Linked DNA regions of Homo sapiens: region 2 is linked to region 1. Evidence: chromatin loops called from intact Hi-C (ENCODE). Cell type or tissue: ascending aorta. All regions are shown on one strand. Each heading gives the region's core, and the rest is flanking DNA. Links, peaks and the distances in the headings are about the cores only. Region 1 overlaps LINC00299 (long intergenic non-protein coding RNA 299). Region 2 overlaps LINC00299 (long intergenic non-protein coding RNA 299).

Region 1 (16,428 bases), core at 4,398-12,397:
ATTCTTGTGAATTTAAGGTGACAATGGGCTTCTTTTGGTTCATAATCATGACAATTATTCTTCCAAATGATCCAAATGTTAACCTGGTGATATTCTTTCTTTTTCTTGTGAGGATGTCTAAGAGTTAAGAGGTTTGATCCAAAGGAGAAAAGCAGAAGATGTAAGATAACCATTCCAACAGCAGCTTTGGGTGAAATTGATTCACATTGATCACCTATTCAACAGAGTACTGAGTATGAGATATGCTTCACGGTGTCTGTTGATTGCCCTGATTAGAGAGATTCAGAGTTAGAGTTCTTGGAGTCTTTGTGTACCTCCTTCTAACTCTTCTCTAGAGGAAAGGGACCCAGCCTGTGGCACAAGTATGTACTCAAGTACTTACAGAGAGGAGTTAGGTGCTGTTTGCTGAAAAGGCATCTCACCATCGCATCAGACTTTTGTTCCCAGGGGTTCATTTCAGAAGATATAGCATGACTTTTAGGGCATATCCAAATCCCTGTCAGAATACACCAGATGCATCTTGCTTCTCACTCTCCATCTCTTTTATTTTAAAAATAGATGCTATTGTAGCTTTGGAGTCCCTGACCAAGAAGGCAACGGGGCTGGATTCTATTCCTGGCCCTGCTGCTGTTGTCTTGCTGCCTGGCAATTCACTTGACCTTTCTTCCCTTTTTTTCCCCTAAGGAAGACGCCTGCTGTGGATAGACCCCATGGGGGCGTTGGGAGGGTTTCAGGAATGAATACAACTATCTCAGGCTATAATACGATGCTGCCAGCCACTTTGAGGCTCTGGGATGAAAGATGCTGTGTGAAAGAGAATTGTTATTACATTTTGTTAAAAATATGGATCAAAGGCTGGCTATACAGTAAGTGCTAAATGTTAATTATTGTTATAATATCATAACAAAGCAGATGCCAGAATGCTAGATCCCATGAGAAAATCCATTATAATAAGCCAGTGTGAAATGTACATATTACAAAGATATTTGGCAAGAAGGCAGATTTGGTTTTGAAATCTCAATGAACAATTAAGTAGAATAAAAAATAACTTTTAATGCTATGACAAATATAAGTGTCTTGACAACTCTTTAACATAAAAATAAGGAGCTGCCTTTTCCCCATACAAAAGAGGCAGCATTGTTTCTTTCTTTTTCCCCTGAGCAAAAGATATATTTCCTTGGACATGGAAGAAAAAAGTAATATTTGTCTTTACAATGACCCCTTCGACAGCCCTCTTTATGACAGGTAGATCCAGGAGAAAATTCTCTAAGTTTATAATAGCGCAATGAGCAAATCTATTTTTAAATGGGTTCAGAGTCTACTGCCTGTTTCTCTTTCCTTCTGTTTTTTTTTTTTTTTTTTTTTTTTTTGACGTTGTTTCACTCTTGTTGCCCAGGCTGAAGTGCAATGGTGCGATCTCAGCATCTCAGCTCACTGCGACCTCCACCTCCTGGATTCAAGTGATTCTCCTGGTTCAGCATCCCGAGTAGCTGGGATTATAGGCATGTGCCACCACGTCTGGCTAATTTTGTGCTTTTAGTAGAGATGGGGTTTCTCCACGTTGGGCAGGCTGGTCTCAAACTCACGACCTCAGGTGATCTGCCCGCCTCGGCCTCCCAAAGTGCTGGGATTATAGGCATAAGCCACCGCTCCTGGCCCAAATGCATGTTCTATTTGATGGTGTTAGAGAATGGACTTTGATACGTATTCATAAATGCCACCAGCTTTTTTGGGCTCAAGCTTTTCACCTATTTTCAGATCTAAAGTGCATAGTCCATTATGTGATATCAGCTGGAAAAAGGAAGAGAAAGAGGGAGAGAAGGCATAGGAAGATGGATTTAGAAAGAGAGCCCTATCCTAAAAAAAAGACCGAGGTCAAGAGAACGTAATTTTTATATCCTAGTGCTTTTTAAGAATGGATCATGCATGAATTCACCTAGCATGCTAATTTTTTCCCCCAGAATATTGTGAGAAATGAATAACCAACTCTCAGGGGAAAGAAGAAGTCTGTATTTGCACTGGGCTATGTATTACCTTTGAGGAAGAAAGGGAGAGTGGAGGACAACCGCACACCTCAGAGCAAATTTGCAGTAGATCGTGTACCCTCTGCTGATAGGATTATGGCCAGATTATAATTATAATTGCCTTGGCTGTGACTCTGTGTTTATTTGCCTTGACATGGACCCAGCCACCTAACTCATTCCACACTCACTTCAGTTTTTCCCTTTGAACTAATTTTGCAGTTACAATAACTTCTAAGAATACATCTGTTGACTGGACATGGTGGCTCACGCCTGTAATCCCAGCACTTTGGGAGGTCGAGGCAGGTGGATCACCTAAGGTCAGGAGTTCGAGACCAGCCTGCCTAGCATGGTAAAACCCCGTCTCTACTAAAAATACAAAAACTACTGGGGCGTGGTGGCAGGCGCCTGTAATCCCAGCTGCTCAGGAGGCTGAGGCAGGAGAATTGCTTGAACCTGAGAGGCGGAGGTTTCAGTGAGCCAAGATCGTGCCACTGCATTTCAGCCTGGTGACAGAGCAAGACTCTGTCTCAAACAAACAAACAAACAAACAAGAATGCATCTGTTACAGGAAATCAACAAACTCCATATTTGTCAGTCAGTTGGTCAGTTATGTGAAGGGGAGAAGATAAGAAATCAAATACAATAACAAATAACTTGTTTGGGATTAGAGTTGGAATGTGAAAACATCTAGGCTTTTGCATTAAAACAAAGCATTCAGGATGACTCACAATAGAGGCCAAGGGAAACCACTGCCCCTGTGCCTGTGAACTTCAATGGGACAAACCTGCAAAAATGCCTGGTCTCTGGAAGAAGCAGCCACACCAGATGAACATGGGCTTGGGCTGGGACTGGGCCCCAGTGGGGCTGGAGGAGTGTGAACAAGGATCCTGCCTTTCTCAGGACACGGTCATCATTTCTGCAGCCCCCGTAATATCAAGGAGTTTCACGAGTGCTTTGGAGCCATTTCTTAAACTTAAGTGGGGAGTTGAATGACAGCCTCAGCACTGCCCTCAGGATTTCTTGGGAAAATGAACAGGGCAGGTGAGATGCAGGTACGTGAAGAGAAGCTAGGGGGAAGGTGGGGGCCCCATCAGGTCCCAGCCTCTTACAGTAATTCCCAAGACAAGGGGCTGAGTATCAGAGTGAAAGCCCTTGAAGAAGCCTCCGTGTCTCTACGCTGGACAGCTCTCTCTCGGCCTGCTCTTCAGCAACTGGTGTAAAAATTAGGGCCATTCCTGGTGTTCATTTTAAGTTTGGATTCCTATGGTGTTCCATTCATTTTTACAACCAACCTTGCTTATGAAGGCACGTCCACCAGGTGCCAGGCCAGAGGGACGTAAAGTGAGCTGAGACCCTGCCCTGCCCTTGGCCTGCTAGATACCTAGTGGGAGGCACAGCTCCAGGAAGCCAAGCTCAGAGAAGATTCCTGCAGAGATTCCAGAGCCAGGAGAAAGTGAGGGGCTGGAAGTGAGGAAAGCTGTCAGAGAGCAGGGACCCTGATCTAAGTTTTCTCAAAGGAGGAAGTGCACTCCTCAGGAGGCCAGGTATCCATGAAAAGAGTCAAACTCTGTAAAATATTTGAAGAGATTTATTCTCAGCCAAATATGAATGACCATGGCCCATGCCACAGCCCTCAGGAGGCCCTGAGAACAAGTGTCCAAGGTGGTCGGGTACAGTTTGGTTTTATACATTTGAGGGAGGCATGAGACATCAATCAAATACATTTAAGAAATACATTGGTTTGGTCCAGAAAGGTGGGATAACTCAAAGTGGGGGCTTCCAGGCTATTGGTAAATTTAAACATTTTCTGGTTGACAATTGGTTGAGTTTGTCTAAAGACCTGGGATTGATAGAAAGGTTAAGATAAAAGATTGTGGAGACAAAAGTTCCTTTGAAGTCTTGTAGTGGCTGCCCTAGAGACAACAGATGACAAATGTTTCCTATTCAGATCTATAAAAGGTGCTAGACTCTTAGTTAATCTCTTGAGGAGTGGGAGGGCCTGGAAGATAAAGATCTAGCTATGTTAGCAGAGATTCTTTGCAGATGCAGATTTTCCCCCACAAAGGACAGCTTTGCAGGGCCATTTCAAGATACAGCAAATAAACATGTTTTGGGGTAAAATATTTTGATTTTCTTCCTTGTCTTGTAATGTTATACCAGAGTCACGTTGGAAAGTAAGTCACAATATATAGGGTCAAATAAAACTCATCTGATGAGAATGTATGGTTTGTAGGGCATGACTCCCCAGACTCCTTAAATAGGAATTTGGGCAAAATAAAAAAAATCAGAGCTTAGTCCTCATAGGCTAGGGAAGAAACCATGTGGGCAAAGAAAGGGTAGTGAGAAACCACTGTGATTCCAGGGGTGGCAGGAAGCTCTGTGCCCTGATACCATGCCCAGGCCTGGGGGTGGGGGGTGGAGGTAAAATCAGGTTCCAATCAGGCTTAGAATGTGTGTCACAGGCTGAATGGTGTCCTCCTGAATTTATATGTAGGAGTCCTCACCTCCAGGAGCTTAGAATGTGACTGTGTTTGGAGATAGGATGTTTATAGGGCGATCAAGTTAAAATGAGTCCTTTAGGGCGAGCTTTGATCCAGCATGACCCATATCTTTATTAAAAGTGGAAATTTGGATGCAGAGACGGATGCATAGAGGGAAGACGAGTTGAAGAGACGCAGGGAGAAGAGGACCACCTGCCAGCCAGGGAGACAGGCCTGGAAGCCTTCTCCCTCCCAGCCCTCAGAAGGAACTGGCCTGCTAACACCTGGCTCCCCGGCAGCTGGCCTTCAAGGCTGCATGATGACACATTTCTCTTGTGTAAGCCACAGGCTTATGATGCTTCGTTAGGCAGCCCTTACAATGGCGCTGAGCAGCTTGGGCTCTTCACACCTCTCGGTGGATCTATTCCCCTAGGCATCAGGTTACAATGCAGGTTTGGACTTGGCAGGGTTGGCGTGGGCCAGACACTCGGTGTGACTGACAGCCCCCGGCTGCTGCCAGTGCTGTGGGTCTGCTGACCACACCATGAGGAACAAGGCATTAGACCAAAGATTCTAAAACCAAGCTTCACTGAAGAAGCTCCTGGGGAGATTTTAAAAAATACTGGTGTCAGGACTCCACCAAAGATGGATGGCTTTAGAGACTAGGGTCGGGGCTGGGCCCTGGTATTCATCCTCCAGCACTCTGGGGAGGCTGCTGAACAGGCAGAGTTGAGAATTCCTTGGCCTGGGGGAACCACTGCAGTGTGCTGCCTCGCAAGAGAGTGGGGCTAGGGCTGTGTGAGATGTGTCACCTCTGGTCAGGCCAAGTGGGGAAACTGCCACAGATTGAAGCTCTTTCCAGGTTTCCTGGATTTGCCTAAGAACAAAATACGAACAGTACAATTACAATGCGTCAGTTCAAAAAATAAATTAATTAAAAAATTAACAAAACCCCACACTAACAAACCTCATCAACAAGGGGGCATGGCTCTGAAAAAATAGACTGGGACCATCACAGCTGAGGAGAGGCCTAGGGGAAGGAAAAACATTTATACCCTGGGGGAGGGAAAGAAACACTACCAGCCCCAGACACAGTCCTGCCCAAAGGCTGAGGCTTCCTGAGATGGTAGAATGTGCCCAGACTGCCACTCCAGTGGCATCCAGCATCATAAAGTGGGTTAAAAGGAAGGATCTGTAAGACACAGACTCTCTTTGGGGAGCAACACAGAGGGAAGGCCCAAAGCCAAGGGGGAAGACACGAATAAGGACACCAGGGAAAAAGCTTCAGGCACCAGTATCTGCAGCACCCGTTAAACACAGCCTAGCTCTTGCCAGATTAATACAAACCCAGGAGTGTTCCGTTTGATGCCAAAAACTCATGTTTTTCTCACTACAAACACGCCCATGAGTTATCATACCAAATTATTTCAACAACCAACAAAGCCTTTTAAATTATGAAAACAGAGATGAAAATAAGACTTCACCAGCTTCAAGATATGGTTCCTATGTGTTGAGTGCTAATTATATTCTAGACTCACATGGTACTGTCCTTAATCCTCATTTGTTGTAATAATTTTCAGTGTACTTTCTGATAGGGCTTGGAAGGGTGAAGTCACCAGGCAAAAGTCATAGGCGCTACTTGTTGCAGCAGAACTGGAAACCAGATTTGCTGCAGCTGAAGCTGGTGCTGTCACTACCACGCCATGCTGCTTTTTATAGGAGCTTCAGCTCTAGAGGCAGGCAGCCCTCTTGCAATGGGACTTAGTCCATGTTAGAGAAAAACCTGCTTGCTTGAATATAATTATTGCTTTGTTTGGGTGTGTAGATTATTCACTGAAAACAGCCTCGGGAAAACAGGGCCTTCAAAAGAGATAAAAGAAAATACCAGACCAATGGCTCTGGGCATCGGCTGACGCACCTGATAAGAATAGGCTGGTGGCCCCTGCGGAAGATCTCAAAACATTGACCAAGAAAGCAATGATTAACTTCCCACCTGAGACTGCATACGTTTCACGATAATGTTTTGATGATGTTTCCCTTAATTTTCCCTTAAAAATCCCTGATCCAGAGGCATATCTCAGAGAGGTGGTCTTTGAATGCTAGTTCACGGCCTCCCCTGCATTGCCAGCTTCTGGAATGAAGCTAACTTTCCTTTCACCAAAGCTCCTCTCTTGAGTTTTTGGCTTTCAGGCATCAAGTGTCCTAGACCTGAGTTCGTTTATATTATGATAGGGTAAAAATTATGGAAACCCAACTGTGATCCATGTTTTCTCTGATGGGCGGGCAAGGTCACCGTGCTGATAAGAGGAACCAAGCTTGCCCAGACAGCCTGCAAAGAAACAGGGAAACCGACCTGAGCTCCCCAGGGTGGGTGGTTCAGAGGAAGTAATGAACATAGTTTTGGAGACAGAGCAAGTTCCTCTAGCTCTAAGTGACATTTTGTGACACCTCCTGATAAAGAATCGAGTACTTGGGGCTTTCCTGGGAGGAGGACTCTGCACATAGAATTACTGGGCTCCCTTGTCAGAATGGGTGGGGGATTGTCCCAAGCCCATGGGCCAATCCCGGCTTCAGTTAGCTTTTAGAATATTTTTATTAAAAATGCTACTGATGGGAAAATACCCCACAACATTTCCTCAACACTATTGAAGCACTCGTCATTGGGAGTGTGCGTGGCACAGGATTTTAGAACAAAAAGCACGAGCCTTGGGTGTTTGTGTTGGGGAGACCCAGATGAGAACCCGAGGACTTAGAGCTCAAGTGTGGGATCCTTGAGGAACAGTCCAGAGTATCTGGGGAGACTTGGGGAGCAGCGGCTACTGGTCCTCTTGCATTGAACTTTGTTTGCTCTACTTGGTGACTTTCGTCTTCCCTGCTGGACTCTCAGCTGCATGGGGCAGAACCCACCCTGGCTGAGGGGAGGCTGTCAGCCTTGGAGAGTGGTGCCTGTTCAGGAAGGGAGTGCTGAGCCTCTGGCAGGAGACACCTCCAGCTGATTGTGGGCTGGGGAGGGTGGAGCAGAGGTTGGAGGGACGAAATAGGAGAGTGGGCACCAAGCAATATGTTCTTGGGGTATTGTTCAGAAGTGAACACCACCAGATAATTTTTTTAGGGACAGACTATGTCCTTGTAAAGGGCAGGCTACTCAAGAGACACCACAACTGTAGCTGTGTCAGCTTATGATAGGCTCTCAGGAAAGTTGCCTTTGGCAATGACCCTCACCATGGCTGTATTAGTCTGTTCTCACACTGCTGATAAAGACATACCAGAGACTGGGCAATTTACAAAAGAAAGAGGTTTAATTGGATTTTCAGTTCCATATGGCTGAGAAGCCTCACAATCATGGCAAAAGGCAAGGAAGAGCAAGTCACATCTTACATGGATGGCAGCAGGCAAAAGGAATGAGAGCCAAGCAAAAGGGGTTTCTCCTTATAAAACCGTCAGGTTGAGACTTATTCACAACCACAAGAACAGTATGGGAGAACCACCACCATGATTCAATTATCTCCCACCAGGTCCCTCCTACAACAACGGGAATAATGGGAGATACAATTCAAGATGAGATTTGGCTGGGGACACAGCCAAACTATATCAGTGGCCTCAAAGCAGATTTTACTGAACAAATATCTAAGAATATCTAAGGGAGCTCAGGGATGGTGATCACCACTCACTTGGCAAAAATTTGTTGTTCATCCACTAAGCAACAGTCTCTGTGCCGGGTGCCAAGGATGCAGGGATCAATAATGGTTCTAGGTTGAACAAAACCTAAAATGTTAGAAAATAACATCAGATTTTGGATATCAGGACAGAGGGACTGTGAAAAAAATCCTACCACCCTTTGTGCATACAGGGCTATTCCCATCTGAACCGATGTTAAGGAAACCAGCTCTCAGAGGCGTATTGTTTGGAGTACATTGAGTTATCCATCTGGTCCAGCTTATGTAAATACCTAGCACTGCTGGGTGTCCCAGGGTCATCTCATGTAAGGATGCAAAATTTTATCTTTGGGTAAATTTATCTTTGGACACTCTGTCCACTATTTCAGTAGCAAAGGAAGTTCAACTACAAAAATCTAGTTTTCTAAAAACAGGGAGTAATCATTATTCTTTTCTTTACAATTCCATTATGCAGAAATCTATCCTGGAGTAGTTTTCAGGGTATTTATTTTTATTTTAAAAAACTACTTATAAAATAAGTGTTTTCTAGGGTCATAGTACATTCAGGGTAGCGAAAGGTAGGGACCAACTCTAGGTTAGATTCTGCAGTATTTATTCTTTTTATTTAAGCACCAATTAATGGGATAAGACCTTTATGTCTCTGGTAAAACCCAAGCAGTGCTTCCTGAAGGATTTGAGTCGTTAATTGGCTTCAGGGTTGAAGCTTAGCAGGGAAGCCACTCTTCCATTACACGGGAGTTGCTGCTAGCCAGAAGCCAGATCCCGACAGGAACATCTGACATCACCTCTCAGCCGGGTGCGGCCAGTGCCCAGCTCCGGGTCCTGGCCAGAGTACGGGTGGCTGGCAGGGACGTGCCCTTCCGCACATTGCCCCGATCTCCAGAAGGCTCTCTGCAGTGGATTCTCTGTGACATAGCCTGCTTGAAGCAGGGATCTGAGCTTTGCGACAGCAGCTCGTGGCCAAGAGCCAGTCCAAGTTCTACACGTGGCCACACTCGAGGGCATGCTAATTAGGACATTTGGACTGTATTTTATTAATGGCCTTTGGCAAAAGTCCACTAAGAACTCTGATGCCTATACCACTGGCAAGTGAGATTCCAAATTTGCTGTTCTCCCCAAAGCCACCACAGAGAAGCTTTTGGTAAGACTGCGAGCTCTCCCAGATGCACCAACGGCTTCAAAAAGGGGGAAATAAAAATCCAACTTTCCCTTCTGAAACAGATATACTGTTGGCTGAAGAGATTTTTTTTGCTTTGAAAAAATGTCATTGATAAATCCTGAAGCTAAATGTAGAAATTCTAGAGAGAAAAATCATGATTGGATCAGATCTTTTTTTATAAAGCCAAAGAAAATGTACTGGAAAATTCCTAGTAACTGAAAGTAACTTTTGTGAAGTCAGGAACTTCCAAACTAAACACATTTACAAATCCAGCCCTCTGCTGAGTAATTCTGAGCAAAGTGATTTGAGTGTGGCATTCAGTGAAATCTTATTTTTGCTATGCAAATCAGCTAGGGCATTTATGAGTGACAATAACACGAAGTTGATCTGCAAATCGGGTATTAGCTGTGTTGAAGATTTTCCTTTTTGCCAGTCCTAGGAAAGCTTTAGTATCTCCATAGATGAATTTATTTACTTTGTCATCATCTATTTCTCGAGCTCCGGCTGGTTGATAGGCTCTGAGTAAGTGCTGGGATATGGGCGTGAAGGAAGCAGACAGACCTGCCTTCACGCTTACGTGCTCTGTGGGGAACAGAGACTGGATTCAAAAATAAAATGTGTGCTTTATTCCACAGGCATTTATTGAGTTTCTGTGCTGTCCTATGGAGGAAGGAAAGATGACAGGGTCCAGGAGTGTGGTCAAGGCCTCTCCTGGCTGGCCAAGTGTTGACCCCAGGGTGGAGGTATAGACATGCATGTTGTGTTTCGAGGGTGGGTTTTGAGGATGAAGACCCAACTCACATGTTGCCAAATGCACAGTGTTTGAGGACAGGGTGAGGCTACAGGGAAGGAGGGCCTCGTGTTGGGAGGGAAGACCTGAGACTTCTAGAAGCCCGTGGCTTCCTCTGGGAACATTCCTGTGGGCAGCAGGGCCTGGCTGCTGATGGTCACCCAAGTGTCCTCAGCAACTCCTCCCTCCCGATGCCTGCTCAGCTTGCCTAGCCTGGCCTGCACAGCAGGAGAGGGGGCCAGCTGTCTCTTCCAGCCCCTGGCCTGCTCCTGCTCTTCTCCAGGAGGGGAGAGGCAGAAGCCCGGTGCCTGGGTGTGTTGTATTAACTCCTTCTTTATATGCCAAGAGCCTGAATTCTCCCGGCTCCAGTGCAACACAACTTGATTCCACAACTTGGACTTTTCTCTTGCTTCTCACTTTTAACTGGGTGCAGCTAGAGGTGATGGTCTCAACACACAAAGACTAGCAGAGTATAAGTGTGGCCATTCAGCTGTGAGCTTCCAGCCGTGTTATCCTGGCATAGCCCAGGGTGATGTCCTTGCTACAGTGCCATTGAATATATTTGGAAACAGAGGAGCATGAAGACACATACCCTAGTCTCTAGTTTTGCCCTGAGCTTTGGAGTCTGTCATGTTAGCTGTTGGAGTGGAGGAAGAGTCAGAATGCAATGAATGTGGTTGCCTGGATTCCTGCATTTGCCCAGGGCAGGGTGGGCTGGGGGCTGTATATAGTATGGACCAGCCCACTGGTGGGAGTCTGAGGGACTCAGGCTGGCAGGGGAGATCTCATCTGGACTCCTAAGGACCCAGAGGTTAAGGCAGGGAACAAATCTGAGTTCTGGGGTGATATGGGTGAAACTTGAAGTCCACTGAAATTTAAAGTCCAATGTCCAATCTGTTGTCCAAATAGAGTGGTCCTGGAGCCAATATAGGCATTGGTATTATGGGATCAGAGAGCCTGGAGATGTAGGCTCCAGTGATGTCCAGGGTTGGTGATCTGCAGTAATTCCTGAGGCGAAGTGGGAGAGGGGAGAAGAGGAGTTACTTGAGGCAAGTGACAAGCCACAGCTGGTATTCTTGTGGCCTGCTGTGTAGATAGGCCATTCCAGTTTCTCTTGAAGACTGGCATAGGGAGAACACCGTGTTCTGTCTGCCTGTTCTGTCATAGCCCCTTTCTGACCCTGGCTGCCTGGTGTGTCCCTAGCTGAGAATGGCCCTGCCCTTTTCCTTAGACAGGGATAACCTTTCCAATTTACACCTCATTCAATCCTCAGTGTAAATGTTTGCAAGGAAAAAATCAGCTTGTTATTTCGACTGCAGTATTTATACCCACCCATAAAACTACACATGGAAATGACAAACAAATTTATTTGCCATTTTTGAAAATTTGGCCCTTAAAGGGCATTAGCAAGAACATTGTGCCATTAGCACAGATTGTTTCTAAAACACTTGAAAAGATCCAAATTCTACTGAATTTGGGGGCCAAGTAGATTGAAAATTGTATCTTAAATTCCAGGATCTCCATGTAGTTTAGTGTGCACATTAGAAAAGAGAGCCATTTAGAAACGACCTTTATCATGCAAGGAGATGGATCTGAACCTGGATACATGTACATTCGAGTATCCAGTCATCCGTGGGCCATAGAAGGGCCCTTCACAGACACCTCCTGAGGGAGACCAGAGTGCAGTGGGCTGGGACCTCCTGCTGGGGCACTAGGGCTTGGGACGGGGGTAAGGTGGTGTATTAGTCAGTTCTCACGCTACTAATAAAGACATACCCAAGACTATGTAATTTATAAAGGAAAGTGAGTTTGTGAAACTCACAGTTCAGCATGGCTGGGGAGGCCTCAGGAAGCTTACAATCATGGCAGAAGGGGAAGCAAACATGTACTTCTTCACATAGTGACAGGAAGGAGAAGTGCAGAGTGAAGGGTGGGGAAAGCCCCTTACCAAACCATCATATATTGTGAGAACTCACTATCATGAGAACAGCATGGAGGTAACCGTCACCATGATTCAATTACCTCCCACTGGTTCCCTCCCGTGACATGTGGAGATTATGGGAACTATAATTCAAGATGAGATTTGAGTGGGGACACAAAGCCTAACCATATCAGGTGAGCTTGCTCCATGGTCTTCAATGCCTGATGGTTCCTTCTGAAGCACCCATGTCCCTGGGCGAGCACTCAGTGCTCCTGCCTTCCCTTTCTTCAGTAGCTCCTCACTGCCCATGGGAAAAGGCACACATGTCTTCCAACCTGCCACTCTCTACACAAACTCCAGGCTCGCTCTATACCATAGCCTCTTGGGTTGCCCCCCAGACCATGATCTGGCAGTTTCCTTGTCTGGAATCTTCTTCAAAAGTGGGATGACTGAGTCTCCTGTGCCATGTCCCTGGGACCTGCCTTCTGCCCCAAGCCGGGCAGCCAGAATCTCTCTCCTGGGAATTGCAAGAGTTGGCTGGAGCCTACCTGACAGAGGCCTGATGCACAGCCACCTGAGGGCCACAGACATGGTTTGTGAAGCTTCCCTGGCTCTGGCCACTCCATGGGGCTCAGTTTTCAGTCTTCCTTCTGTTCTGAGATCTATCTTTATAAAGTCCACTTTTTTCCTTAGCCGTAATAGGTAGTTATTGAGAGCTTATTATGTGCGTTCCTAAGCACTTTATGTATCGTCTTTCATTTGTTTAAAAAACTCTTACTACTTTGATATCACGGACGAGAAAACTAAGGCTCAGAAAGGTTATGTAGCTCCCTCAAGCAAACAAGGCTGGTGCTTTAATGCTTGGGCCACATGGCCTGTTTAAGTATTTCAATCACGTTGTCCATTTCTGTAGCTTGTGAGCAAAAGGACCTTACAGGATTCATCCTTTCTCATGCCTCCTCTAGGGTGACCTCATGGCTCTAGGTCCCAGCATCTCTGTGCTGGCTTTTTTGACTAGGTCATGCAGCATTAGAGGTTCCCTCCTCTGAACTCCAATAGAACATGGTCCATATTTATTTCATAGCTTTTGTTTACTTTTTATGCCTTCTTCAGTGGTAAAGTCCCTGAGTTATTTATATCCATTGCCTGGAGCAAAGTAGGAGTTTAATGCATATTTATTGAAGGAAAGTGCTTTCTTCTTCCCTAGAGTGGATAAACAGGAGGGAAAGAGAAAGGAAAGAGAGCAAGCCGGTGATAACAGTAGACATCTACTGTGGGCCTCAGCTTCATCTGTGCCTTCAATACAGGGCAGGTGCATCGACCTCAGGGTGAGAATTATTTTATGTTCAATTCCAGTAAGACCAAATAACCTGGCCTGAATTATTGCATTAAAATAATTTAGGAACTATTAATATATGTTGGTGGTCTTACCAAGTCTCAGGAGATACTAGGAAAGAGGAAGTTGGAGTGAGGAGGGAGGTGGCCACTGCTGGAGGATCTGGCTGGGGCCTGAGAGTGGGAGGAGACCAGAGGAGGAAGTGGCTCTTTCTGACTAGAGTGCCCAAAGTCTCCACTGCTAAGTGGCATCGGGGTTCAAGTTCAATAGCAAAGGGGGTGCCACCTGTGAGACTAAGGCCTGGCCAGGGAGGAGCCATCCCTGTGCTGGGAAGGGAGAGGTTGGTGGGAGGGTGTCTGGAGCTTCCATACTGTATTTGTAACAGGAGTAAAATCAAACTTGGTCCAAGGGGACATTGCAGCGAGCCTGTCAGTCTCTACCCCTGGCATTGTTATCGAGGGGGGAAAGAATGGCTATTTTAAAGGCTGGCTGAAGTTTGTGCTCTTGGCTTTAACACTGTGGCTCTTGGTCACTGGGACCCTTTTAAAACGAAGGTTCCTAAACTCCCGCTAAAAAATCTGTAATCCAGTGGGATCTGCATTTTAGTAGGCACTCAAAGTGATTATGATGTGAGGGGTTCTTTGCAAACCATTTCCCAGAGCCCCCATGGTGAGGACACATTATTGGACAATCTGTGAAGGAGCCTTTTGGTTATTTGATCAGATCATGGTTCTGGGGGAGTCTAGTTTGGAGTGGTTGAGACCAAGAGGATGTAAGTGTTTTGCATAGAAGGAAAACAGGAACCTTCTTGGAGTAGACAGGTTGTTCTGCTATAAAGTAATTTGCATTTTCTTACGGGCAAATCCTAGAAATGGGGATTTCAGTTGAGAATTGTGGTGGGAGGTAGGATAAGAACTCTAGGGGAAAAAGCTTGCTGGCCGCTGCCAACAGTTTGGGACCACAGCCCTGGCGGGGCCAGCCAGGGTCCCCTCTGGAAGCTAAACTTCAGCAGCAAAGACATGGGGTTTTATTTCTGGTCTGTACAGCAATTCTCCTCTTTTATACCCAGCCCTTCACTAAAGGTCTGTTACACGTGACAGTACTGGATGAGGGAAGTCTGAGAGTTAAAGGCCTGGATCCCTGCTTACCTGTGGAGCCGAGTGGCAGGGAAGATAGACATAACTGAGATGGTGTGTTTGTTTCTTGAAGCTGCCATGACAAAACTCCACAAACTGGGTGGCTTGACACCACAGAAATTCATTATTTCAGAATTCTGGAAGCCAGGAGTCTAAAATCAAGGTGTTGGCAGGGGTTCACTCTCTCTGAAACCTGAAACCTTTCTGAAGTGGACCCAGTTACTTTCATTTTAGGGTGAAGGACTTTAGTACGATGGTCAAGACAAGAACCGTGGAGTCAGAATGCCTGCATGCAGATCTCATCACCATGGGTAAGTGGCAAGAGCTGGGCGAAAGGCTAATCTCTGGGGCTGTCCGTGTTCTCATGTGTGAAGGAGAATTCTCTGTTGTCTGTTCCAGCTTCTGGTGTTGCCGGCCATCCTTTGCACTCCCGTCTTGCGGCTGTGTTGCTCCAGTCTCTGCCTCTGTTGTTACATTGCATCTGCTGTGCATCTATGTCCACATTTCCCTCTTCTTATAAGGACAGAGGGCCCATCCTAATGACCTCATTTTAACCTGATTACATCTGCAAAGACCCTATTTCCAAATGAGGTCATGTTCACAGACGCCCGGGGTTAGGACTTGAACAGATCCATTTTGAGGGCACACACAATTCAACCTATAACAGAGGGCTAGATGTGAGACGGTGCCCCCTCCTACCCTTCACTCTGTCTCAAAATCTTTAGAAATATTTTGATGGAGACTAAATTCCTGGTAGAAATATCAGCAATCTCTGAAATGACAGTTTGGGTATTTTTTCCAGAATATTATAAGACAAGGTGACCCCAGATGAACTTGGGCCCACTCTGGTTACATACGTGTCATGAGTGCTTAGTGAACTGTGTGTCAAATGAATTACCTAACTTCATTTGTACCATGGCCAACTCTGTGTCATCATTGCAGGATTCAAGTCTGGCTTGTCTGGGGCCAAGCTGAGTTCTCCATGCAGAGAGGTACTTAATAAAGGCTTCCAATGTTTGTGCAATGAAATGAAAGATCTGCGGGGCTGTTAGGTTCTCAGACAAAAAGATTGCTATGCAAATTCAGAGCCTCATTATTTCACCAAAGGTTGAAAAACTAAAAACAGATCTGGTAGCATAGTCCCCTTGGTTGGCAGGAGCAGTGCTTTGGACCCGGGTCACATTCTGATGTCTCCTTGATCATAAACACCTGGTTCCCAAAGCGTCCGCAGTTTGTTTCATTTTTAAAGACCAGGATGGCAAATTTAAAATTCAAATTCTTTTGAACAGCGGAGAGAATGTAGCTATAAAAGTGTTTCAGACCACAGTGTTTTAAATGAAGGTTAATTTTCTGATAAAATAGGAAATGAAGGAAAAATTATCTCCCTGCACGCAAGCATGGTTTAGAATACTATAGCTCAATTAGATGTTCTGATTGTGCAAACAATCAGCCTCATGTCTTGTTAAACTTCTCTTTTTCAAATTATGAAGCTTTTCTATACTAAGATTAGCAGGAATATTAAGGGTAGAACAGATAAAAGATCCATCTGAGCCAGAAGAAAAATTATAACTTAAGAAGTCTCAAAACGAAATGAACTTCCAAAAATCCCATGGTGTGTCCAACATTATTAAAAAATTGTCCAGCATGAAAATTAACTCCTAGACTCAGAGGAAAGAAGTTATTATTCTTTGCTTTAAGATACTGAGTACATTTTACTCAATGGAATTTTGCTTTGCACATACAGAAATACGTTATACATCATGCATGTTAATCAGACCTATGCAAGATATTGTTTGCAAAGTAGTTTTGGGGATACAGGGTGTTTACTTCACAGGGGCTGGGTTCAGGGGAAAGGGAAGCAAAGACCATTAGAACGTCTTACGTTTTGCTGCAAAGCAATTTTGA
Region 2 (16,428 bases), core at 3,456-11,455, 82 kb after region 1:
GTTTGCTCAGCTAACTTGATATACAGGTTTGTCTCTTTTGCCAAATTTGAGTGTTTTTGCCTTTATTTCTTCAAGTACTTTTTCAGCTCCACACTGCTGCTTCACCCTGGGATGTTGATATTGGGAGTGCTAGATCTTATGTTATAGTCACTTAGGTCCCAGAAGGTATGTTCATTTTTCAATTTTCGGTCTATTTGCTCTCTTGTTCAGATTGTGTAGTTTCTATTTTTCTACCTTCAAGTTCACTGATTTTTTTTTTCTATTTTCCCTCTATTCTGCAGTTGAGAAAATCCACTGACTTTTATTTGGTTGTTATTGTATTTTTTAGTTCAAGCATTTTCATTAGGTTCCTTTTTATGTCTTCTGTGTGTTTGCTGAGGCTTTCTATTTTTAATTTGTTCCAAGCATGCTCATAACTGCTTTTTAAGTTGTTTTTATAACGGCTGCTATAAAATCTTTGTCAGATAATTCTAATTTTTCTGTTGGAGTCTATTGACTTTTTTTCTCACTCAGTTTGAAATCTTCCTGCTTCTTAGTATGATGAGTCATTTCTGATGAAAACCTGGACATTTGGAATATTATGGCATGAGGTTCTGGATCTTCTCTAAATCTTCTATTTTATCTGGCTTCCTCTAACATACTCCTCCAGGAAAAGAGGTGGAGGGTGGCACCATCTCATTCCTGGCAAGGGAGGAATAGAAGTCAAGGATCCCCACTCAGCCTCCAGTGACACATGCATGAGGGAGGGGCTTTCCCCTCCCGAGAGTGTGGGTGGACTTTCTGGCTGTCCAGCAAGCCGCCCTGATGCCACCTGGGATGGGAGTGCTTCATGACTGCTCCTCATGTGGCCTCCACTGATGTCAAGCATGGATGGCTTTTTAACCACTGGGCATTGCTAAGATTTCTGATTCATCTCTAGGCCAACGTTGATCCAACCCCCGGTGGGAAAGGGGAGACGCACCCAGTTATGGTGGGGTGGGGGTGGAAGTCCTGGCTCCCCATGTGGTCTCCACTGATGCTGAGGGAGTTGAGGTAGGGTGCACAGAGCTCATTACCACCTGGCAGGATGAAAGTCCCTACTCTCCTCCTCAAGACAACCCCAGTCAGGGTTTGTAGGTGCTTGGTCACAGCCTGGAAAGGGTGCCAGTCTAGAGCCTACTCTTGGCCTTTGCTGTTGTGAGTAGGGGTGGGACCCCATTTTTTCTGTGGTGTTTGGCTAGAATAGAGCAGACAGTGTCTAAAAGTTTCTGTCTTTCTAGGCTTCCTCTTTCTCGAACCTCTGGAACTGTCTGATGTGAAAGCCTTGGTCTTTGTATAGCGCAGACATCAATTCTTTGTTAGCATATGCCTTGAAAACACTTTTTCTACTTTGCCATTTGTCTTAAAATGTTTGTTGTTTTACTGTTGTGTAAACATATTTATATACATAAAACCTGTATTTGAAGCTAAATATGTCATTCTTCCTTTATGTGTGCATCTTATTATTCAGGCATTTTTAGAAAGTCTTTCTGTGCCTAAAGGTTATAAAATATCACTCACATTTTCTTCTAGTGTGTTTCTTTTGTTTTATGATTTTTATGTTTTAATCTGTGATCCTGCTAGAAAAATGCTGGCATAAGAAAGGGGCTAAAGATCTTGACTTCCTCTCCCATTTCCCAAATACTTGTCTGACATCATTTACTGAAGAATTATTTTCCGTTGATTTGGAAAGCCACATTTTTCACTATTAAATTTCTATTTATGCTTGAGACTATGTCTGGGTTCAAGTTTCATATTAAATTCCTCCCTGAACCCTGCCCCTCCTGGTTCTGTGTCTTTACACAATGCCAGTGGCATCCTTCATTAACACCACAATGTCAGCATCCTTCAAAACATCTCTTTGCCATGAAATGAGACTATCCCACCCCATCCACCCCACATGTGATTCACGTTATCTTACTTGAGGCCTCAAGGTCCTGCACTGCCAGAGCTATATTGGATCTGAGAGTCGTCCCTGTCATGCCACTGATGGGGAAACTGAGGATATAAAATTAAACAACTTGCCTGGCAGCACACAACACATCAACAGCAGAACACAGGCTAGGTAGTTTATGCTTCCCCACAATACGCTTGGCCTCTGCTCCGTCTCCGTTTCTGCAGCGTCACCCATATCCGGGTCCTTGTCCTTCCCTTTGCTGTTTGTGCTGGTCTCCTGTCCTCATCCCACTGCCTTCTAGGATGGTCTTGGTAAAGCAGGAACTGTGCAAGAGAGAAGAGGGGACGGCGTGTTGCCTGTGTGGGAAGTTCTCCCATGCTGCAGCCTCTAGGCCTTTCCTGCACCACGTGGTGGGTAGTCAGGGCCTCCCCAGCCCCAGCAGCCAGGCTCCGGAGGCTCTGCTGAAGAGCAACTTCAGGTGGGCCAGGGGCATTCTCCCACTCACGGTGTGGGTCCCCAGGGATGCCAACTGCCTCAGAACCCCTTGTGAGAATGCATGGAGCAATGCTGGCCTCAAGAAGCAGTGTCCAGTACTAAGGGCGGTGGGAATGCTGGAGCGGAAGTGAACTGACCCGCATGGTGGCATGGAAAACGGGCGAGGGCAGATGAGGAGCAACGTGTGCACGTGTTGTGGTGTGTTTCAGAGATCAGAGACACAGACTGTGTGCACGAAGGAGCTGCTGGAGGTGGGGATGTCTGTGCCTGCTGGAGACGACGTGGGAGAATGGATTTGCAGTGGAGACTAATGAGCATGAAATGTTCCTTTCTGGGTGGGGCCGGCGCACGGGGCGGGATGGCGGTGGCTCTGTTACTGGAGAAATGCTTAGCGCCAAAGTCGGATGTGAAGGAGTTTGGAAACTGTGTCTTTCCATGTATTACCCGTAATGCCCTGACTGCTGGGCTGTAGCTGGGGTAGACTTCGGGACTCACTGACCCCAGAGGCCGTGACATGGGGCTTTTAGGCCATTTTTGAGCAGGTTCCCACAGTGTTACCATAAGGGGTGTTTGGTTCTGGAGAGGAAGACAGTGGTGGCTAAACATGGTTGACAGGATTTTCTCATGAAAGCTCATATAAGATCTCCCCTGAGATCTTCTGGTAAGAAGAGAATTTTTCAGGGGGATATAATTCTAGCTTTGTGGAATCGAAGCAATCACTGGAGCAGCAACTTTTCCTGATGATGTGACCTCATGTTTCTTCTTCCAGACCCCATTTCTAATACCAAGTTGGCATGGCCTGAGAAACTTTAGGTGATGTGAATTACTCCAGGTGGCCTTGAATCCTCGTGCATGCAACTCGTGTGACTCCGGCTGTGACTGGAGATGGGCACTATTCCAAATATGCTTCCTTTGCCTCCAAAGATCTGGCCTTTAGTTTTTCTAGGCTGAGGCCTGTCGGGAAAGGGAGTCGAGGAAAGTTGTGAGAAAGCTCGATAACCATGGGCAGAGAAGAGAGCATTCTTCCCAAACATGCTGTTCAGGCAGAGTCCCATGGAACTCATGCTAAGTCTGTCACAAAAACAGGAGCAGGTCTTTAGAGTGCTCCCGATTCTGGGGGAAAATGAGAAAATGAAAATTCCCAGTGATTCTGTTTTGAGAGTATGTATTTCTTTAAGTGTTAACACAGGGGGATATTGACCAGAAATGGCTGCTTCTTGTAGTAAGTGGTTCCCCTACAGAAACCTTAGAATTCCTAGCTTGGAGTGAGGAAAACAGAAGAAGTTCACCCCTCCCCAGGTGCTTAGAGGGGGGAGGTGGCCTGTTGCCTTGGCTGGTTTACCATTTTTGTTTTCAGAGCACCATCATTTTAGTCATTAATCAGTAACGCTGGCAGGAAGTCACCAGTTGGAGTGAGTTCATGCATCATCTTGGAAAATACTTGCTGTTTTATCTACACTGGAGAAATCTCACAGAAGCAGGCTGTTGCAGTGTCAGAGAAAGCTAGGTCCCGAGCTTGGCTTCCTCACCTAGCTAAGTGGGTGACCTTGATTCTCTCTGAACTTTTATTTTATCATCTCTAAATATATAGAGATGATAATACTGTCATCGTAGAACCTTTGTTCAGATTAGAACACACACACACACACACACACACACACACACACATACCCCTAATGCATCCAGCTCCATATAATTGGTACATAGTTGAACCTCAACATATAATTCTTATTATTTATTGCTTTACAAAAATAGAAGGTATTTTGCATAGCTGCAAACTATGTGGTGGATATGCTATTTGAAAGGAGACATTTAGAAACGGCTTCAATTTGCTGGTACTAGATTTTGAATGGATTGAATTTGGAGGTAGTAGGATTTGACGTAGTTTTAGAATATTTGAATCTGGAAGCTAAAATGATAACACCCATTCTACTCTAGAGGTAACCTCTCTATAAAAAGCTACCATGAATAATAAAGAAACATTGCTGCATATATCTTTTTCATTTTTTTGATGAACAGGATGTGATGCCACTGTAATGGTATTTAGTAAATTATTATGCTCCCATTAAATTATAGTCCTGTAGCAAATAGTTGCAAATTCAATTACGCTGCTTAGCTTCCAGCAATCCTGCATATTCATCAAAAGCTTCTAAAGATGGCAGTAGCTCTAAATTTCAACGAGGAAAAAGACATATTAGGTAAAACATGGGTCAAAAGTCAATCAGTTAATGCTCGGCTCATCATAGTCTCAGATCAGCTTGGTCACTGCCGTCATCTTTCACTGCCATGAGCCTGCTCTGAGGTGTTTTGTCCTAAGGAGACCAACTACCTTCTGTCCTGTTCTTGCCAACCCATCCCACTTTCCAGCTGCCAATGGAGAAGAAGCATGGCTGATCCTCCTCTCTTCCCATGTGGAAGGTGCTGCTGAGGGCAGACCTCCCTTGGGAAAAGGCAGGCTTTTATCTGCTGAGCTCAAGGTTAAGCCTGCTACGAAATCTCAAGGGCAAATAATCACTTGGGGATTATAGAACTCAGTAACAGGAAATCTGAGTGTCGGCTTTCAGGGATTCGTGTTTCTTTAGGGGAGAAGGTCTGAATTAAATAGCTTCCCCAAGGAGAGCTAAACATCCACTGTAGACAAAGAAGTCTTCAAAGCAAGGTCAAAGGCAATAAGCAATATTTGCATGATCCAAGGAAGCCACTGTCTGGAGATTGCAAGCTCTTTATAAGAGGGCTGAAGAGTGACATCAAATGAAATGAAAGAGGCTGTGGGAGAAGAAATGAAGTGTGTCTACTGACAGAAATGTAACCAGAAAAAAGGACTTGGTCTGATGTCTTAGGGTAGTAATGCTAGCAGCAGCTTGGCAGAGTGGAAACACCCTTGGCTGTGGAGTTGCATTCACCCCAGGTTCAAATCCTGCTTTGGTGCTTACAAGTGGTGACCTTGGGCTAGGTCTGCATCTGTAGATGGAAACAGTGTCCCTTCTGTGTTTCTCTTGAGAGGTATCAACAACCTGCTGAAGGCATCCTGGTACAGTGAAAGAGATCAGAGTCTCTGAAGCCAAATGGCTATGGTCTGAATCTTGTCTCCCCTACTTTCTAGCTGTGTGGTTTTGGGCACGTTCATTTACTTCCCTGTGCCTCAGTTTCCTTATCTGCAATGGAGCACACAATAGTACTTATCTCAAAATGTTGATCAATATATGGAGGATTGATTTTGGGATTCTCTGAAGATACCCAAATCCTCAGATGCTCAAGTCTGTGATTTAAAATGGTATAGTATTTGCATATAACCTACGCACATCCTCCCGTATACTTTAAATCATCTCTAGATTGCTTATAATACCTAATGCAATGTAAATGCTATGTAAATAGTTGTTATACTGTACAGTTTAGGGAATAATGGCAAGTAAAAGAAAGTCTGTACACATTCAGTACAGATTTTTTTTTTCCTGAATATTTTCAACCCACAGTTGGTTGAATCACAGATGTGGAACCCACGGATGCAGAGAGTCTATGTATGTGCAATGTACTTGGAACAGTGCCTGGCATCTAATAATATGACTATATAAGTCTTTGTTTTTATTGTGATTAGGAATATTATTATTATGACTCCTTGAGGAAGTCATATAGTCCTCAGAGAATATTACTTAGGGGAATTACAGAGAAGGAAAGCATGCTTTCAGATAATCAACAGCTGTTCTTCATTTCACCGTACACGGTGACCTGTAGTCCTTTTCTACCTGACAGAGGTGATATTTTCCAACACCATCCATCTAATTGTGATGCACAGCTGGGGACTGAGTTCCATTATGCTCCAGAACCCCTTCCTAAAACATCCATTGCTCTGCAACCAAGATAAAGGGTAACTCATGAACTCATTCCTTGTCTCCAAAAGTTGATTTATTACTGTCAAGGTCAATACAATACTAAAATACCTGGCCTTGAACCACCATTGGGAGTATTTGAGCAACCATGTAGCTGAGACCACACCAGCACAGGGGAGCCAACTGCTCCTTTATTGAGTAGAAAAAAAGAAATCTGAGTGTCTGTAGACAGGAAGAGGCACTGCTGATTCTACAGCTGTATGGTAGGCATGAGCTTTTCGCCAATATCTGGTTCTGTCAACAATCAGAGTCATGGGAGAAGTGTGTTCTGCCTTCTTCAAAGTTCACTGTGGGCCTGTGATTTGCTTTGGTAATAACCCAGAGAGTAGAGCCAGGAGATGCATGTCAGTCCTGGGTGAAATCCCTCACTTGCTGGGGTGGGGGCGGTGACTCTGAGCCCACTCTTCCCTGCTTCTTGTGCAGAAGCACTTATAGGCAAGGTGGGGACATAAGGGCAGGGCATCCTGAAATTCTGAGCTAACCAAAGAGGATTGTTAGCCTGCAGGGGAGATAAACTTCTCTTTGATAGGCCACTGTTATTTTGGTCTTGTACTTCTTTTCTTTTCTTTTCTTTTTTCCCTTTTCCAAGCGGAAGCATAAAGTGATCTATGTTGGCTGACGGCTTATAAATGAGCACGTGTAAATAAAAAGGTGATCATTAGGAATTGAAAGACATTTCCTCCATGCTGAATATAGGTCATTTTTTTTGATCATTGTGAAAGTGATGTTCACACCATTACCTAGCTTTCCATCAGCTTTTTGAGAAAATGTTTATTACGTGCTCATGTACAGGAAGGGAAAGTATGAGCTGGTTGTTACAAGAGGAAGGCGGGTTTTTGACACGTTGGTTAATGTATTTAAATGAATCTGGTGAAACCCTGGTGAAGTGTCATGGTCCATTCTTTGCTTTCTACCTTCCAGCAACTTGATCAGTGACATCAGGGAAGACATTCAAAGCCACACTTATTACATTTTTGGATCATGAAAAATTGAATGCATGCACCCAGGATTTGTAATAATCTTGCCGTCTAAAATCAATTAGATTCAGATTGAATTGTGCCTGGTTGCATGTCGTGCTGTGCTTTTAATTTGATGGTGTAATATAACATTTCTGTTATCATTCACCGTAATGCTATTTATTATCTCAAAAGATTGATAACCACTTAAGTGTCCAAGGGTAGGGGAATAGTTATATGCATTGTGATTTATGTCCACAGAGGACATTTAATATCATAAGGAATGCTAAAGATATAATGTTAAATTAAAAGATCAACTAAATATGAAATTGTATACAGTATGATTCCAATGTGGTTTTAAAAGGAAAGGACCTGAGTACTAAAGGCAAGGTTTTCTTCTTTCTGTCTCTTTTTTATTTTCCAATAAATTTTTACATGAGTAGGTATAATTTTTATAATAAGGATAACATGCTTTGTACAAGATAGCAAACTTTACATAAGGATTTAAAGGTTAGGGAGAGGGTCCTCTTTCCCACATTTAGTTAGGATCTGCACCAACCTCACTACCTCAACTGGGTTTATCATGCCCAGGATGAGGCAACAAATTTGCGATATTTGCAGTGTTCTCAGTGCTACTGCTGGAGTTATGCCAGCTCTGATATATGAGTTACTATTCTGACATGGTTTAAGGTATTTTCCAGAAAACTGTATAATAAAATATAAGTGCCAGGCTGAACTGACATGGCAGTAGTTGGGGAAGACTTAGCATTCAATTATGTTTTCTATCTAAATATAACCAATGTTTTCCTGACTTAAGGTATTCTTGAATATGCATTAAGAAAGAACACTTGGCCGCGTGTCGTGGCTCATGCTTGTAATCCCAGCACTTTGGGAGGCTGAGGCAGGCAGAACAGCTGAGGTCGGGAGTTTGAGACCAGCCTAAACAACATGGAAAAAACCCCGTCTCTACTAAAAATACAAAATTAGCTGTGCATGGTGGTGTGTGCCTGTAATCCCAGCTACTGAGGAGGCTGAGGCAGGAGAATCGCTTGAACCCCGGAGGCAGAGGTTGCAGTGAGACGAGATGGCGCCATTGCACTCCAGCCTGGGCAACAAAAGTGAAACTCCGTCTCAAAAAAAAAAAAGAAAGAACACTTAAGCATTTGTATTGTTTTAGATAAAATTAATAAGGACCTAAATTTTAAGTGTATTTAGAAAGTATTTTTCAATCTAGACAAAAGAGCGTTTTCAGTAGTTTTTGTTGTTGTGTTGTTGATTCTAATACTGCATCTAATTTATCTTTTTCTACCTTTATATACCTTTATAGGAAAATTAACATATAAATACTTCAAATGATATTTAACAATATAGTTCAGAGCTCGTTTGAAGATTGCCTACTCTATAGCTTACGTGGTACAATGCTTGATTTAGCTCTTGCTATTGAATGTTCTTTACTTTAAAAACAGCATTAAATGCAAAAAATTCCACAATTATTCTATTTTTTTCATATAGCATTATAACTGCCATTCTAAATGCAGTCTTCACTGGGCTATGTTGTACTGGAAAATACATATTGTAAAAGGTGGGTGAGTTAGCAGTATACTTTTGTTTCTGAGGAACTTGCTTGCATTTTAAATTTGGAATCTTCTAACAACCTTATTCATGGTTTACTCCATTCTCTTTAATAAAATGTATTTGGGAAAATTTACTTTGATTTTTAAAGGGACTCTTCTGATTTAACCTGATTGCTGTGTCATGTATATACTCTGGTCCACTTGATTTTTTTTTTGTTTTTTTGGTAGAGATGGGATCTCACTATGATGTCCAGGCTGGTCTCAAATTCCTGGCCTCAAGCAACCCTCCTGCCTTAGCCTCCCAAAGTGCTGGGGTTATAGGTGTGAACCACTGCACCAGAAATTTCTTTGTAACTCATGATTTGAAATAAATATGATTGATTAAAGAAAAGGACATTTCACAACAGGTATATAACGAGCTTTATTGAAAAACATATTAGAGATAATTCCCTGAATACACAATTATTGAGCACCTAGAGTGCTCGAGGCCTGGGATGCCCTAAATCATTTTGTTAGCTCTTGAAGAAATGCAGATCTTATTCTCAACTATACTTGAGTGTTTGGAGGCACTGAATTACAGCACTGAACTGTTTGTCACAATATTACTGTTAGTGTATTGTAACAATTACAGTGTGTTCATTCTTCTCTCTCCCCGTACTAATTTCCTTCCTTACAGCTGATGGTGGATTAAAGCAGACGCAGAGAGGAGAGGGCAGGATTGTAACCTCAGCCACTACGGGCAGGGATGAAGGGAGTGCTGGGTCAGATTCTATGGGGGCATATTTGAAAGACTTTCCATCATGCACCTCTATCATGCATTTTCTGTCATGCACAAGAGTACAGTTTTTCAAAAATGAAAAGCAAAGCAAAACAACATACACAGGTCAAGGATACAGGGTTTGTTTGATTTGGGTAGCTATCTGGGAAACAGAGAAAGCAAGTTAGAGGAACTTGGCTTGTTAAGGTGAGATGTGCATATTCATGCAACTGTTAGGTTGGTGCAAAGTAATTGCACTAAAAGCAATGGCAAAAGCCGCAATGACTTTTGCACCAGGCTAATAGTTAATCGGTTCAAATCCTTAGGAAACCAATGTCTACCTTCAAAAGGAAATAATTATGGTTGTGAAAGTCTTAGGCAAACATGCTTCGGTGCAATGCAGTGAGATGGTTCTCGGGCCGTCTGGTGGGTACAATGAAGTTTCCCTGCACCTTCCTTTCTCCTCATGCAGGGCTCCTGAGTGGCATCCAAGGTCTTGCGTACTGAACTGACTGAGCCTTTCACTTTTTGACTAATTGTTGTGGCAACAAGACAGAACATCAATTCATTCATCGTAGCTGCTTATAATATGCCAAAGTATAGTAGAGTGTGAAGCAGGAACATCTTTATGGCAATGGGAGCTTCCATTCTTCCCTCTGCTCTGCGTTTTGTAGATAATTTGGAAAGTCACAAGTCATGGGAAAAAAAGGCTTTCCTAAACCTGTTGGGAAATATCTCTCCCTTGTATTACACATGAATTATTATTTGGGAAAACTGAAAGGCTAAAATATCTTCAGAATTAGAAAACTAGGCAATATTGCTTTTTTCCTTTATTGCCCATGGGGCTGCTGAAATAAATATATTTTATTGGAAATAAAATTTTGAAGAATATTTTGCTTTTAAAAATAAGACGCCTCACCAAAATTCAGAAACTATAGAACACATTTTTTAAAGTAAAAGTTACCCTGATCTTCCTACTAGAAACAATCACTGTTTATAAATGGAGACAACGAGAAAGATATACATGCACATTTATAATCTCATATAAACATTATGTAATTCTGTATGATATCTCAACTAGGGATAGTTACAGAACATTTTGTATTTTTACTGTTCAAATAATTTTAGAAGTAAGAATATTTTCTATTATTTTAAATGCAAATGTACATACCTTATTTTATAAACCTCATTTTACTGGCTGTATAATATTCCATTCTATATTCACAACGGTGCTTTTTTAAAATGTAAAAATTCCCTTTTGGTATAAAATGATAGGTTGTTACTCTTTCTACCTACCAAAGCATTGTACAACTGTAAGAAGATATTTGTTAGATCAATGCACTGTGCTAAAAAAAATCCACAGAATTTGGCCAGCAATACGTATCATATTCACCCACTCTCGTCCAAAACTAGAAAGAGTTAACATATGTGCTGCCTCCATGGGCACAGTGTGGGAAGGAACACAGTCTCCTAGTTAACTGTTTTGTTTTTTTTTCTTAAATCACACCCATAATGCAGCTAGAAGTGAATGTCAGGCCAAGATAGAAGCATTTCTATATTCTAATGAAGACAGCAATAGGATTACAAACAAGAAAACTCGGAATACAGAGAACCAAAAGTGAAGGAAAGGATTCCGTTAGACGATCTGTGTTGACTGTTCACCACCACCAAAATGCTGTCATTTTCTAATTAAATACAAAGAAACTATTCTCACTTGGTAAACTATATTTCATTCATATACATGATAGGAAACCTTGTAACTTAAAAGGAGAAACCATATGAATAGTTCCGGTTTGGATTTTCAACTCCGATTTTAAAGAATGACGAAGCTGTTTTGAATTCATAAATATATCTCACTTACTTAATTGTGTCCACAATAGATGAAGCTAAAGTCATCCCCGCTTGCTGGCTTTACGGATCGCCTGCACTTCCAAAATTAGAGCAGTTGCTGTCTAGACCGACTGACAGGTGTTCAGTTCAAGCTGTGATCTCCTTGGCCTGCAGGACCACTCTTTGTGAAAAATGCCATCCCCATTCAGGCTGGGGAGATGCATTTAATCTTGGTGCTGCTTGCAGACAGACTTTAAAAAGCTGTCCCAAGAATACATCTTTGCCAGTAGTTTAGTATGTCAAACTGAGGACGAGAACCGTGCTCTATTCTTAAGATGCAACGATTTGTGGATTGGGAAGATTAGCCAAAAAGAAAGCTGGAGGTCAGGAAGGCGGCCAGGCCTTGGTGTGGGAGCCCAGCCACCCCTGTGAGATTGGGGAAGGGCACGGTGGCCATGGAAAAGCACCATGGGCCTGGTGTGGTGGCGCACACCTATAATCCCAGCACTTTGGGAGGCCGAGGTGGGTGGATCACTTGAGGTCGGGAGTTTGAGACCAGCCTGACCAACATGGAGAAACCTTGTCTCTACTAAAAATACAAAATTAGCCGGGCATGGTGGCATGTGCCTGTAATCCCAGCCACTTGGGAGGCAGAGGCAGGAGAGTCGCTTGAATCCGGGAGGCAGAGGCTGTGGTGCACCAAGATCGCACCATTGCACTCCAGCCTGGGAAACAAGAGCAAAACTCCATCTCAAAACAAGAAAGAAAAAAAAAGAAAAGCACTGTGAGGAAGGGCACACCCCAGGGTGGCCGTTTTGTGGCTTAGTGAGATGTGACTGTCCAGAATCCTTTGTTTATTTAATAATTGTATACAATATTTTTTTGTGGAAAATAACATCCTTATCAGGAGTTGGGGAGGGAGTCCTTGTGGAAAGGAGAGGCCTGAAGAATGAAGTTACAATATTCTTCCCCGAGAGGCTGGGTCCGGTGAGATGAGCGTGTCAGGTATAATGTGGTATCTTGGAAACTTGGAAACTCTAAGTATGCTGTTACTTTTTTAAAAAGGCATTCAGGCCAGGCGCAGTGGCACACACCTGTAGTCCCAGCTACTCGGGAGGCTGAGGCAGGGGAATCGCTTGAACCCGGGAGACAGAGGTTGCAGTGAGCTGAGATTGTGCCATTGCACTCCAGCCTGGGTAACAGAGTGAGACTCAGTCTCGGGGAAAAAAAAAAAAGAAAAAGGCATTCACCATCATCGCCTTCCATTGCCCAGACAATGGAGCAGAGCATGGAGGGTGGGGGCCAGCCCTGGGTGGTGGAATGACCCCGTGCGTGTCTGGCTGTGACACGTGCGGCAGCTCAGTAGTCCACAAGCAATGCCGCCACAGGACCAAGCCTGAAGGTTGACTCAGGACTCGTCATGTGCGTCAAGAAAACTGAGGAGAGGATAATTTATGGCATGTGCTCTGAGATTCCCTTAAATAGAAAAGACCAGCCGTTCAGCCTTTCTCAGTGTGTCCGCTCTCTCCCGTGCCTCTCACTGAATGGCTGGGAAACACAGACCTACAAAAACCAGCAGGAAGAAATTCCGGTGCAAGCGCAATGTCCAGATTATCACACGGTCCCACGTTCCTTCCTACAGACGCCCACCCCGCAGAATGACTGCAAGGCTCAGGGAGGCGAGGGGCATGGAAACACCTGGCTCACTGTCTGGTGCCTGGCTGGGCCTCAGTCAATCTTCCTTTCCTTCCCCAGAGTGAAATGTGACCACTGATACCTCCCTTCATATACCAAAGAAGGAGCTTATTTAATAAACCCCAGGTAATAATTCACTTTAGAATGCACGCTAAATTATAATTTATACATATCTTATTTTTAAACTGAGCACTGCATTAAATTTTAACTTTGAACAAAATGAAAATTAATTAAATTCCTCAGTGTATACTGAGTAGATATTGAAAATGTTCAGAGTAAGGTTCTGGAAATTACGACATTTACAAAGGATAAAACACAACTGGAAGATGGCGAATGGGCTGTTACCAGGTGGGCTGACTAAATTCCCTGCAGTAACTCACTGGTTTAAAAGTGACACTTGTAGCCTCAGAAGATGCTGGAGTTAGAATCACAGAGAATTGTTAGGTATGTTGGAGATAACACATATACAAATGTTTTAAAAAATCAAAATTGTACTGGATTTTCATTAAATCAGCTTAATTAAAACTATTTGCTGAAGTTATCACAGCTATGCATCTACTTTCCTTAAAATAATAAATATTTTAAGGGCTGTATTGAACAACTTGCTGTCAACCCCAAAAAAGTAAACTTAAAGAGGCTTTGTGGCCGGGCACGGTGGCTCACGCCTGTAATCCCAACACTTTGGGAGGCCCAGGCGGGCGGATCACGAGGTCAGGAGATTGAGACCATTCTGGCTAACACGGTGAAACCCCGTCTGTACTAAAAAATACAAAAAAAAAATTAGCCGGGCGTGGTGGCGGGCGCCTGTAGTCCCAGCTACTCGGGAGGCTGAGGCAGGAGAATGGCGTGAACCCGGGAGGTGGAGCTTGCAGTGAACCAAGATTACGCCACTGCAGTCCAGCTTGGGGGACAGAGCCAGACTCCGTCTCAAAAAGAAAAAAAAAAAGCCTTTGTGTTTGGATGGAGAGGACAGATTGTGTGTGTGTGTGTGTGTGTGTGTGTGTGTGTGTGTGTGCGCGCGCCTATAAGAGCCGTAAGATGATATGCCAGAAAGCAGGGAGATTTAGGACCTAGGACCAAACTGTCTATGGAACTCACTTCGAGACAGAGCTCGGAAACGATGTTCCACCCAGGTCGGACCTGGCAACTGAGAGCCCACTGAGCACGCAGGGCCTGGAGACGAGGGTGTGGCGCACAGCAGATGCGTTCCCCAACCACCCCGGTATCCCTCCCAGAGGGCAGAGTCATTTACCGGCTCCCACCAGGCCTCCTGCCCCCTTGCCGTAATAGACTGTGGACAGCGTCCATCTGATGGCCTGTTGTGGTACAAGCAGCCCTGGACAGAAACAGGAACTGTGATCAGGGCTCTCGCTGTCACTCTGCACATGTCACTTGTAGTTTTCTGGATACATGGGTCTCTTCATTCACACAGGTGGGGGCTGGGCTGGTGCTCTCACGGACAGGTCCTCTTGGAGCCGTGAATTGGGGGCGCTGACATTTGGCCGAAGAGCAAAAAAGTCAAGAATGCAATGAAACCTGTGTCTTTAGCATCATTTAGTGGCTCATGTTGCCAGTTGAGTTAGAGAATACACAGAGAAAGTCCGGAGAGTTTTTACTGCAGCGTTTTCCAGGCCTTTTCCAAGGCTCAGCTCTTAGCAACATCGCTCTCATTTGAATATCTACTTGAGCTGGAAATATTTTATTATCATTTAAAATACTTGGGAATTCATCATGTTAGGATTCGTATTTCCTGCAATGAGAAAGAAGGGAAGCCATTAGCCTCATTTAAGCACCTACTGTTTTCCAGATCTTGTTCTCAGCAATTTTGCATGTATTTCTTTTTACAGCAGAGGGATGGGTGGTGGGGTGAGGGTGATTTCACAGCTCCAACTTGCTCTTTCATTGACTCCCAGATTTGCACTGAGAATTCAAGTTGGGTGTCTGAGAAACTCAAGGACAAAGGGTGAGAGGTTGTGGTGTAAGAGGAATTCTTAGGAGGAAGCAAAATGGTGAATCTTAGCTTCAGTGTAGAGAGAGGTGCAACAGCAAGACAAGCAGACAAACAAAAAAAACAGAAGTGAAAACCGAGTTCAAAGGGCTGCAGGAGTATGCAGGAGGTGAGGGTAGCTCATGCTTCATTTGGGGAGAGGAGAGAAGTCTTCCTAGAGAGGTGAACATTGAACTGGGCCTTATAACACAAATGAAGGGCATTCCAGCAGACAGACCATGACAGAAAGGGGTGTAGAGGTCAAAGTGAAGCCAGCGTTAGGGCATGAGGTGTTTGGGGAGGGAGGTGGAGCCCCCTGGGCCTAGAGCCTAGAGTTGGGGTAGGCCATGCTTGGGAGAGTCCTGTGTCCTCCTGTGACTTGACCCTAACATAATGCAGCCGATTCTGCTGGCAGAGGGAGGGGCCTAGAGAATTAGCAACCTGTTTCCCACTCCTGCTCAGTCAGTGCCCTGGGAGCACCCTGCAAGCTTCTCTGGACTTTGTAAGTGCACCCGAGGGAGCTTGAATCCTAGGAAGTTAAAGAGAAGAGAAGCTTCATTTTGTGTTGGGAAAAAAACTTTTAGAGCAGAATACTTCGTATCTATGTAACTAGTGTCTTCTTTATACAGATTTTAAAGCATTTGAAAGCCCTTTCTGAGCAGTACCAGCGACATATTTAGTGCTCTGTAGCGGAAAGCAGGAAAGTGTGTGCAGCCAGCCAGTAAAGAGCTTTCCCTGGAGTTAGATTGACTCAGCCTGTCCCAGGCAGCCCAGCAGCTGCCCAGGACTGCCTCGGGGGCAAACTGCTATGGGGTAGAAGGCAGGGAGGGCTTCAAGCAGGAAACAGGAACTTGAACTGGGATTGGAGTGTGACAAAGTTTAGGTGGGTGAAGGCGAGGAGCAAAAGCATCCTATGCAAGATGCTGCTGGAATTGAGGTTGTGAAACTGGAGACCAGCCCCCCAGCAAGGCTGGGAGGGAGTTGGAACCGGAGAGGACACTGGGCTTAGATGATGGGAGAGTCAGATGGGTGAGCCTAAGTTTGCTGCATTGGCAGCAGTGATGAGTGCAAGTGCCATGATGAGTGTGGCTGCGCCGATGTTTTCAGGGCCGGGCGGCCCTCAGAAATTGGGCAGCACCTTGTGCAGGGCAACAGGGAGTGGTGAAGCCTCCGGAGAACCAGCGTGCAGGGGGTGCGCACAGACACCAGATGCACAGATTTTCACCTTGTGCTGGGAAAACAGGGCTTTGCAGGTGGTTGTGGTCATTGGACTATTAATTTTTCAACTTTTTTTTTCTAGGAAGAAATCATTTTAATATTGCAGACTCTCTC

The links. Hi-C counts contacts between places; a loop is a spot of excess contacts. Peaks named below come from ENCODE experiments on the same cell type or tissue, not always from the same donor. Only the 100,000 strongest peaks of a DNase experiment are listed, where the experiment ranks them.
Region 2: it touches region 1 in a loop (4-fold over the local background); 4 of 110 quality-filtered maps call a loop at or near these places.

Annotation. Positions count from the first base shown.
Region 1 is chr2:8,241,971-8,258,398 of GRCh38, reverse strand. All of the region lies in intron 7 of LINC00299 (long intergenic non-protein coding RNA 299), which reads left to right. Among named protein-coding and RNA genes, the nearest start is that of LINC00299, 78 kb to the left of the region's middle. RefSeq lists an enhancer at 3,757-4,628. In ascending aorta, for the core only: no CTCF peak of the experiment used is centred there; DNase peaks (open chromatin) are centred at 9,038, 9,928 and 10,258; H3K4me3 peaks cover 2,015 bases; H3K27ac peaks cover 4,535 bases.
Region 2 is chr2:8,159,192-8,175,619 of GRCh38, reverse strand. The region is part of intron 7 of LINC00299 (long intergenic non-protein coding RNA 299); the gene reads left to right. Among named protein-coding and RNA genes, the nearest start is that of LINC00299, 160 kb to the left of the region's middle. RefSeq lists a silencer at 15,965-16,141 and an enhancer at 16,108-16,428. In ascending aorta, for the core only: no CTCF peak of the experiment used is centred there; no DNase peak of the experiment used is centred there; H3K27ac peaks cover 797 bases.